2 separate regions of the Homo sapiens genome follow, and region 2 is linked to region 1. A link is a loop called in an ENCODE intact Hi-C map of the cell type or tissue named here. Cell type or tissue: IMR-90. All regions are shown on one strand. Each heading gives the region's core, and the rest is flanking DNA. Links, peaks and the distances in the headings are about the cores only.

The links. A loop is a pair of places that touch in the nucleus more often than their neighbours do. Peaks named below come from ENCODE experiments on the same cell type or tissue, not always from the same donor. Only the 100,000 strongest peaks of a DNase experiment are listed, where the experiment ranks them.
Region 2: it touches region 1 in a loop (12-fold over the local background); 14 of 110 quality-filtered maps call a loop at or near these places.

The regions. Positions count from the first base shown.
Region 1 is chr5:53,120,919-53,126,312 of GRCh38, forward strand. No RefSeq gene overlaps it. Among named protein-coding and RNA genes, the nearest start is that of MOCS2-DT, 14 kb to the left of the region's middle. In IMR-90, for the core only: a CTCF peak has its summit at 2,959 (motif pointing right); no DNase peak of the experiment used is centred there.
Region 2 is chr5:54,232,037-54,237,430 of GRCh38, forward strand. All of the region lies in intron 1 of ARL15 (ARF like GTPase 15), which reads right to left. Among named protein-coding and RNA genes, the nearest start is that of ARL15, 76 kb to the right of the region's middle. In IMR-90, for the core only: a CTCF peak has its summit at 2,712 (motif pointing left); a DNase peak (open chromatin) is centred at 2,695.

The DNA.
Region 1 (5,394 bases), core at 176-5,175:
GTAAAAGTTTAGTTTTGTATAACATTTTGAACAATGGTAACTAAAATGAAAATAAATTCATTAAAATCAACAAAATTATCAAAATCAATTAAAAATTAATAAGAAATTGCTACTTTTAAAACGTGCTGTCTGAATACATGCTATTTTTGTTCTTGCCACATGGTGATACTACTTTAGCTAATAAATTACAAATACTATCCTTCAACAGTATGTCTTAAATTATGCATCCTTTGAATACTACTAAGTCTTCAGAAGTGAATTCCTAGCATGAACTGTGATCACCAAGTTTATAGACCTAACCAATTCCGTAGTTAACTGAATTATTGAATAGTCAGGGCTCAACTACCAAGGTTTCCAGGGATTCCTCACTGTAGAGAAGAGAAGCTGTTGTTTCCTAAAAGTGTTTGCTTTCAGCTTTCAGAGATGTCCTTAATGCAAAGGCTAGGGAGGTCAAACTTACAAAGATCTGCTCACACAAACATATGAGTCCAAGTTAGCTAAGAGCACTCACACTGTCTGAATCTAAATGCTGAGAGATAAAAATGTGCCCCAATCAGTAATCAAAGATTATTAGAAAAATATTGTAAAATATTAGGGAAGATGGAGATCTCGTCCCCTGATTCATCAGGTAAGGTTATCAGGGATAATCAGTGAACACAATTTAATTTCATATATGAAATATTTGTTTAGTTTGTCCCCCCTGCCCCCAGCCCCTGGCTATTAAATCCTTAAACATCAAGGACCCTTTCTGGCCATAAGAAAAGCTAGCCCAACCTGAGCAACACAGTGAGACCCCCATCTCTACCAAAAATTTTAAAAAGTAATCAGGCTTGGTAGTGCACACCTACAGTCCTAGCTACTCGAGAGGCTGAGGCAGGAGGATGGCTTGAGTCTAGAAGTTTGAGGCTACAGTGAGCATTGACACTGCACTCTAGCCTGGGCAACAGAATGAGACTCTGTCACACACACAAAAATAAAGGCTGAAGGAAGAAAAAGACAAACAAACAAAAAAGTAAAGCTAGCAGTTTTTGAGAGCCTTCTTGGATTAAGTATTATGCTCTGTGCTTCTCATTGTTTTTTATGCCATTTAATTCTTACAACAACCCTGTGAGGTAAATACAATCATTCTTATTTGACAGATATGGGAGTCTCAGATACCTAGGGCCATTCATGTAACAACAAACAGAACCAGCGTTTGAATTGGATTGTTTGTACCCCAAATCCCACACTTGTCCTTCATCTCAGGATGCTTCATGTCTCCCTTGAATATGTGCCCCTATGCCTTCTACGTTACACATTTCTCTGTCTGAATCAGCATCTCACCCTTAATTATACCTGACAATTATCTGCTGGAGATAACCTATATATTCCTTGATTATTTATAATTGTTTAAAACTAATGATTAAAGGGCCTCATGTCACTATTATGGCCGAGTTCCCTAATAAATATGCACTGGTTTGTTTTCTGTTTGTTTGTTTTTTGGAGACAAGGTCTTGCTGTGTCACCCAGGCTGAAATGTAGTGGTGTGATTATGGATCACTGAAGCCTCAACCTCCTGGGCTCAAGCCATCCTCCTGCCTCAGCCTTGCAAGTAGCTGGGACCACAGATGCACACCACCACACCTGGCTAATGTTTTTTATTTTTACTTTTGTAGAGATAAGGTCTCCCTATGTTGCCCAGGCTGGTCCCAAACTCCTGAGCTCAAGCAATCCTCCTGCCTCAGCCTCCTAAGGTGTTGGGATTATAGGCATGCATCACCTTGTCTGGCCTAATGTGCACTTTGAATGGCCCTTTGAAGGTCCTGATGGTTTACTTGAAAGAATAATTTCGGGGGAAGATACAGACCAATGCTGCAAGGACTATGTTAAAATCTTCATGACCATCTCAGAAATAAAAGAGGAGCAATGGCAGTGATTAGTTCATTCAGAGGCACTGGCCATTAGACTAAATAGAAAGGCTTTAGAATGTCAGATTGGAAGGGACCATGAAGATTATTGAGCCCAAATAACTAACTGAACTTGAACACATTCTGTCAATTGCCTACTAAGCAGTTAAACATCCTATCTTTGAATAGCTTGAGTACCAGAAAATTCTAAGCCCAAGAATTACTTTCACTCTTAGACAAGTGTGACTGTTCTTTTTTATATACTCTCATATAGGAAAGGTGACTGGCCACTAAGAAGGTGGAGGTGAGCCGGGTGTGATGGCTGATACCTGTAATCTCAGCACTTTGGGAAGCTGAGGCGGGAAGATCGCTTGAGACCAGGAGTTTGAGACAAACCTGGGCAACATAATGAAATCCTCATCTCTACAAAAAAAAAGCATGGGCATGTTGGAGCATGCCTGTAGTCCTAGCTGCTTGGGAGGCTGAGGCAGGAGGATTGCTTGAGCCCAGGAGTGCAAGACTGCAGTGAGCTATGGTCATGCCACAGCACTCTAGCCTGGATGACAGAGCAAGACCCTGTCTCAAAACAATCAATCAATAAAAATTGGAGGTAGGAAGGGTGGCTGACATTCCTGGAGGATTTCACATTTGGTCAGAACTGGTTCAGGTCTGGGTCAGAACCTATCCCCCGGGGAGGAGGCATCAAGAGAACTTTTGGCAAGGCAGATGCTAGAGGAAAAAAATACAGATAGGGGACACCACAGTTTTAAAGCTTGTAAAAAGTACTTTTATTTGTATTTCTGTGTACTTATCTAGTTCAACCTTTTGAAGTGAAATATAAATTAAAATTCTTAGACTAATTGAATCAGATGACAGCTGAAGATCTACTTAAGAAAAAAATGTCTTGAGAATAAATCTGCAGTCATCACTGTGCTGCATGTTAACATCTTCTCCTAGACTCTGTGTATAAACAAAAGTATACAATTAATTTGAAGTCATCAAGAGTGTGTGGAAAAAAATACATCTATGATAGGTGTGCCACCATGCTGCTTGTGTAAGATTTTCTTTTCCAATATCTAAAATAATCATTTCCACAAGAGGGTGCTAGTTGATATCTTATTCTTAAAATAAATTGAATCTCATTTTGGAAATAAAAGGCTCTTGTTACATTTATATTTATGTAGTTACACCAAATATTTCAACATAATTCATGTAGTATACTTGGGAAGATTACCTTCATTGTTACTGTCTCCCAAAGAAACAAAATTTTAGATCACAGAAAGTCACAGTTTTTAGTTGATATAAAAAAGAAATCTCTCAAGCATAATTCTAGTATTATTTATTTAAAAAAATAAATTTTGGTTGGGCACGGTGGCTCACACCTGTAATCCCAGCACTGTGGGAGGCCGGGGCAGGTGGATCATCTGAGATCAGGCGTTTGAGACCAGCCTGGCCAACATGGCGAAACCCCTCCTGTACTAAATATATAAAAATTAGCAGGGCATGGTGGCGCATGCCTGTAATCGCAGCTACTTGGGAGGCTGAGGCAGGAGAATCGCTTGAACCCAGGAGGTGGAAGTTGCAGTGGGCTGTGATCGTGCCATTGCACTCCAGCCTGGGTGACAGAGCAAGACTCCATCTCAAAAAATTAAAAAAAAAAATATCGTAAATAAATAAATGTTAAAAATGCATTTTAGAAAAGTGAATTTATGTCGTCAGTATTTTTACAATTTACTTAAATATTAAATTTGAGCAAGATTGCTTCGCTTTAAATGACACCACAAAAATGCCTTGATTTTCCTCTTTTTGTGGAAACATATCTAAGAGTAGAAGGCCTCAGCAACATCTTGCAGTGTTGCTAAATTCATATGTGTCTCAAATTTGGCATAGCCTGCAAAGTATCCTGTGTTACTTTTGAGAAATGATCAATGAATCTCTGCTAGCATAATCCTAGCATAAACATCTTAGTCTCACACACACACACACATCTATACATATGTATGCATGTACATATATACACATACACACATCTATACATATATATCCATATACACGTATGCAGATATATATATATGCATATACACAAACACATCAGTGCTTAAGACAATTCATATACTTAAGTCTCCTTCACCCTCCATCTCTCATACTAGGTTCTCCATTTGCTATTTACAAATAATAATAGGAGAAATGGCAGGATAATTTGCTTACTGCCTGGGATAACTATCAAATTGGCCACTTCTAGAAACTACAAGGAAAATCCTTCATAATTTAGCATGGTTTTCCACAGTATTGCTCTGTGTGCCCGGAGGAGAAAGTACTTAGCAACAAAAATAGTACTTATTGTGCATCTCCTTGTGCCAGACATTGTATAATAATATATGTTATATTATTATATAAATTGTATATTGATATGGTTTGGCTGTGCCCCCATGCAGATCTCATCTTGAATTGTAGTTCTCATAATCTCAGTGTGTTGTGGGTGGGACCTGGTGGATGAATCATGGGGGAGGTTACCCCCACCCTGCTCTTGTGATATTGAGTGAGTTCTCATGAGATCTGACGGTTTCATAAGATGGTTTTCCCTCTTTGCTCGGCACTTCTTCCTCCTGCTGCCTTGTGAAGAAGGATGTGTTTGCTTCCCCTTCTGCCATGACTGTAAGTTTCCTGAGGCCTCCCTAGCCACGTGGAACTGTGAGTCAATTAAACCTCTTTTCCTTATAAATTACCCAATCTCAGGTATTTCTTCATAGCAGCATGAGAACAGAATAATACATATATTAATATATCATATTTATTATATAACATATGTTTATATATTAAGAAATATAATAATTGTGCCAGGTATTTTATTTCATCCTTTTAACAACCCAATGATTTGGGTATTCTCAATACTCCCATTTTCTAATTGGGGAAACTGAGTCTCAAGAGAAATTAAGTACTTATCCAAGGTTTCTTGCTCTGGTGAAGCAATCATTTGGATCCAGGCCTGTCTTACTCTAAGGCCCTACATTTTTAACTAATCTTACTAATCTTTATGCCCGTCTGAAACCCAGAAATAGCTACATTATGTTACCAAGCCCATACCTTCAACTCAGGTCCTAGCATGTATCTAATGCCCTCAATTTATGTTTGGACACATTTTGATCTGGAAAATCCATGGCCTTCTTTGATGGATACCAAAAGAGGTTAGAAGGAATGGAGTGAAGTTATTTACAAACTTCAACTGACCCTCAGAGTGGCATCAGCTATCACTGAGCACTGTGAGACAATCAGGGATAGGCACACAACCCAAGTCATTTTCCAGGACTTTTGTTTGCACAACTGGGAAAGCTGGCTTGTAATGATGTGAAACTTGGGGGCCTCCGCAAGGACCCCACAACTCTTCCATCTACTATTTCTTCATCCAGAGGAAATGAAGTGGAGCTAGGGACCAGGAGATGTCCTTTGAACCAGGAATCAATATGGCCTGAAGCCAGATCTTCCCATTTGGACTTTTTAGTTAAGTGAT
Region 2 (5,394 bases), core at 263-5,262, 1.1 Mb after region 1:
AAATCCTTGTGGAGCCCTCTCCAGAACCCTCTCCTTTTCCTTAGGCTCCCTATACCTTTTGCTTAACTAACCCCTCACTCTTTAAGTCTCAGCCTCCATAGTCTTAGTTCTTCCAAAAAGTCCTGCAATCTGACCTGCAAGCCCTTTCCCCTCTGGGATTAGAGGCCCTCACCAAATGTTCCCATGATCCTGACCACATTTGCCTGTATCCTTTACTAGATTCTTGGCTCTTTGACAGCAGGTACTGAGGCTGTCTGTTCACGGCTGCAACCCTAACATAACCCAAGAGCACTATTAATACATAGTGCTCTTTCAATAAATATCATTGTCAAATGCCATTCTCAAAAAGGTAGGCAGAAAAACAGGAAGGGAAGGAGAGACCAGAGTAAGCAATGGCTCCTTACTATCTATGGAAAAAAGTTTCCAGTTGTTCTGACATTCGAAGCTCCCTTCCACTGGGCCTCAAGACCCTAAGTTCATATTTGAAAGGCTGCACAGGAGAAAGCAGAGCCTTATGCTGCATTTGGGGGTAAAAATAGAACCAACAGGTAGAAATATGGGAGAAACAGGGCAGAGTGGGAAGGGCAGGGGTGCTTAATTAAAGACGCATGCCCACCTACCAGGAAAGCCACAAAATTGCTTCTCAGAACTTGTGTTCAGGGACCTCTCCGGTCTGCTCTGCCTTCAAGACACATTCTTTTCTCCTCTGATTTCCTCTATTCCCACAAGAGCCATCAATTGGAGTCTACCCTCAGCCCCTTGTTCGGCTGACACTCATGTTCACCCCTGCCCTCATACACCATCCTTGTTTGCAATGGCTTCACAACACCCAGTTCTATGCTTCTCCTAGTCCAGCCGTTTTCAATGTGTGCATGGACTCCTGAGGGTCCCCAAGACCCTTTCAGAGGATCTGCAGGATCAAAACTAATGTCATCATACTAAGACATTATTTACCTCTTGCATTGTGTTTGCATTAACATTGATGGAGAGAGTGAGTGAGTGAAACTGCTGGCCCTTTAGCACAAATCATGCTGGTGGCACCAAACTCTACCAGCTGCCATTGTGTTTTACATAAAAATGGCCTTGATGAAGCAGTAAACTATCAATTTTATTAAATCTTGACACGTTACTATTCTGTGTGATGAAATACATACAAAACATTTCTGCTCTATGTAAAAGTCTAAGGGTTGTCTCAAGGAAAAGTACTCGTGAACCTAACTAACTTCTCTTTTCATGGAACACCATTTTTACTTGAAAAAATGACTTACAGGCAAACTATAATTATTCGAACTTGGGTATTTCACAGATATTTTCTTAAAAATAAATGAAGTGGGCATGTCAATTCAAGGAAAACAACTGTTAGTATTTGTTGCCAGTGATAAAATTCAAGCTTTCAAATGAAAATTAAATTCTTAGAAAACTTGTATCTGCCATCATGAACTTGACATATTTACAAGACTGATATTGTGTTAACATTTGGAAGATTTACATAACTAGATGAACCAATATTTTCCAAGACCAATGTGTAATATTACAAAGTCATGCCTGAGCAAAAGAGTCTTTCAAGGTCCAAGAGAGACTACTGGCTTTTAACATAACTAACTAGAATAAGTTCACTGATATGGTTTCAGGTTCCACATGGCAACTAGCCCCTAAGGAACTACCATTTGATTGTTTAGATATAGAATCACAGAAGACTACTCACAATTATCAGAAAAGGCTATTAAAATATTCTTTTCCAACTTCATAGCTGCGTGGGGTTGAATTTTCTTCACATACTTTAACCAAAACACACAACAGATTAAATGCAGAGGCAAATATGAGACTCTAGCTGCCCTCTATTAACCCAGACATTAAAAAGATCTGCAAAGAGGTAAAACAATGCCATTTTCTCACTAATTTTTGTTTTGGAAAATATAGTTCTTTTTCATTTAAATGTTATTCATATTAACATGTAATGGGTTTATTTTTATTTATTTTTTGAGACAGTCTCGCTCTGTTGCCAGGCTGGTACAACGGCAAGATCTCAGCTCACTGCAACCTCTGCTTCCCTGATTCAAGCAATTGTCCTGCCTCAGCTTCCCAAGTAGCTGGGATTATAGGCGCGTGCCACCAAGCCCGGCTAATTTTTTTATTTTTGTAGAGATGGGGTTTCTCCATGTTGGCCAGGTCTCGAACTCCTGGCATCAGGTGATCCGCCCGTTTCAGCCTCCCAAAGTGCTGGGATTACAGGCTTGAGCCACCAGGCCTGGCCCGTTACTATTGTTATTTTTAAATGCATTAGTAAAAAAAAAAAAAATTTTAATTGCTAGAACATTAAATATCAATACCCACATTAATAAAAGCTATTTGGGAGCCTTAATAATTATCAATGGTGTAAAGGGGTCCTGAGACCAAAAAGTTTGACTTCACCAGGTGTTTGAACACTACAGATCCCATCTTGCCCATGAAGCTTCCCTAGACATCCCCACCCCACCGTGCTCCCTTCTGCATCCTACAATAGCATCCACTGGTAAGGCCACTATTTTAATAATGATATGGTTGCTTTATACTAATGAATTATGTTTTTGTACAACAGTCTCCTAGTGTCCATGTTTAAGAATTTAAGGGACTTTGCTTTCCAAAGCTGTTAACCCAACTAGCTCTGTGAAAGTGAAACAAAATTATGGACTTAAATTTCTGTCTGTGTCAAAAAAGAGTAAAATGCACCCTCTAGTGGACTTGTAAGCTCACAGAACACAAAATAAATTTATTGGATTGTCAGAAGAATTACAACTCCGTCCCAGAAAATTCAGATTATAAAATAATAATATATGAGCATAGGGAAATTAATTTTAATTTTTTGATAATATGTTTTTAAAAGAGCTAAGAAAATGTGAAACCAAATCTAGTTTGAATGTAGTTCATAACTAAATGCAAAAGTAAACCTGAGGTCACACACAAAAAACTTCTTTCTTAAATTCCTATGAATTGATTATACATCGGCTATCCAAAATAATCTGTTCAAATTATGTCTTATTAACTACTTATAACTTTAAATACATAGAAGCATTAACATGGATAAAGTTGGGATTATTATTAGTTCAATTTCCAAATATTAAAACTACACTCAACTTACAACCTGGGCATTCCAATGGCCTTCACAAAATCTGAAAAAGGACCTTTGAAGGATAAGAACCAATGCTTGGGGTATACTTTTAACTCTGTATGTTAATGTTAAAAGGATTTAATTCTATGCATCTTTCTCTAGGATGACATAAGAAAAACAGTGTAAAAATACACTCAACCTTATCAGATAAAATAATGTAATGACATGGAAAGAAGTCTGAAATATATGGTTAAACTAAAAAATGTAGTCACAGAATAACGGGTGGCATGATCTAATTTATGTTTTAAAAAATGTACGCACGTGTACCCATGTTTATGAGCACATATGCACGTTAATTCTATAGTTAAACCTTTTTTTTTTTTTTGAGACAAGGTCTCGCTCTGTCACCCAAGCTGTAGTACAGTGGCTCGCTCATGCCTCACTGCAGCCTTGCTCCTGGGCTCAGCCTCCCAAGTAGCTGGGAATATAGGCATGTGCCACCACACCCAGCTAATTTTTATAATTTTTGTAGAGACAGGGCTTCAACATGTTGCCCAGGCTGGTCTCGAACTCCTGGGTTCAAATGATCTGCCTGTCTTGGCTTCCCAAAGTGCTGGGATTACAGGTGTGAGCCACCACCCCGGGCTATAGTAAAGTATTAACATTTGTTATTTCTGGCAAGGAATATGCATTAGTAGCAAAAATAATGGAAGGGCATTTGACTATACTTCTATACTGTTAAGATGCTGTGAGCATTTTTAATTCAAAATAATCAAATATGGAATTTTTAAGGAAATTACAGTTATAATTAATTCAAAGAACTGTATGAAATGGGAATTGTTATTTCATCAACTAGGACATTAAAAGGTTTGAGTAACAATAAGAAATTTGATATAGCTATTTGGTTTTTAAATCATTAGACTGGAAAAGAAAATTTTTTAAATGGCTTTATCACCAGAACACAATGTCTGATTCCTCTGATGATAATGCAAGCTGAAGTGGTATATAAAATCCTCTCTGCCACTTTTAAACTCTGGCAGAGATAGCTACTCCTTCCAACTGATAGTGTCTGATCGGATAACTATGTTCCTTTTTAAACTCTCAAATTCTATAATTTCTGAAGTGCTGAGATACTGTCATAGTTATGGAAGCATTTTCTAGCTTTGAGTTTTTATAGATCTAGCCTCAGCCATACAGCCTGGTGGGTACAGGTACTTTAAGTGAATAACTGGCTTTATTAATCTCAACTGGAAGTGGCCGAGTTGAACTGAAACTAAACACAGACACACACACACACACACACACACACACACACACACACAAATCAGTAGTATTACCAAACTACAACCACTAAGGAGCATACTCATCCAATTTTAATTTGAGCATCAGACGCAAAAAGACAGAAACAATATGTATGCTTCGTCTGTCATTCTAATCTGAACACACAATGTCTTCAAGTCAACAACTTAGGTAGATGGAGCAGACTGGCCAAAAATAAATTTCTATTGGCAACACTTCTGTGAAATTCTACTGGTCCTTTATAATGTGCCAGTGTTTCACTCTCTAATCATATATTGCCCAGTGCATACATTCATTTAAACAAAATCCTTCTTTTCTTCAAGTAATTAAAACTCTTTAATCTTTTATCTATTTTAAGCCTACTTCCATTAATATTTGTATTTAGACATTTGTCTAAAGTGAAAAGTGTCCCACCAGAGCATGCTGAACCTTGGTATCTTCCTTGTGAATAAAATTTAGCTGGACACATAGCCACTCAACTACAGAATGCAGTTTCCAGACTCCTTTGCAGCCAGGTATGGCCGTACGACATCATTGGAACATGAGTGAAAATGATGTGTACAAAGGAATTGTTTGTTCTCCTTTTCCACTCTTTTCACTTCTGATATGGTTTGGCTGTGTCCCCACCCAAATCTCATCTTGAATTGTAGCTCCCATAATCCCCACGTGTTGTGGGAGGGACCTGGTGGGAGGTAATTGAATCATGGGAGTGGGTTTTCCCCCAGCTGTTCTCGTGATAGTGAATAAGTGTCAAGAGATTTGGTGGGTTTATAAAGGGGAGTTCCCCTGCAAATGCTCTCTTGCCTGCCACCATGCAAGGCATGCCTTTGCTACCCCTTCCCATTCTGCCATGATTGTAAGTTTCCTGAGGCCTCACCTGCCATGTGGAACTGTGAGTCCACTAAACCTCTTTTTCTTTATAAATTACCCAGTCTCTAGTATGTCTTTATTAGCAGCATGAGAATGGACTAATACAACTTCCCTATTGGTAGAGAAGTACCCTGAAG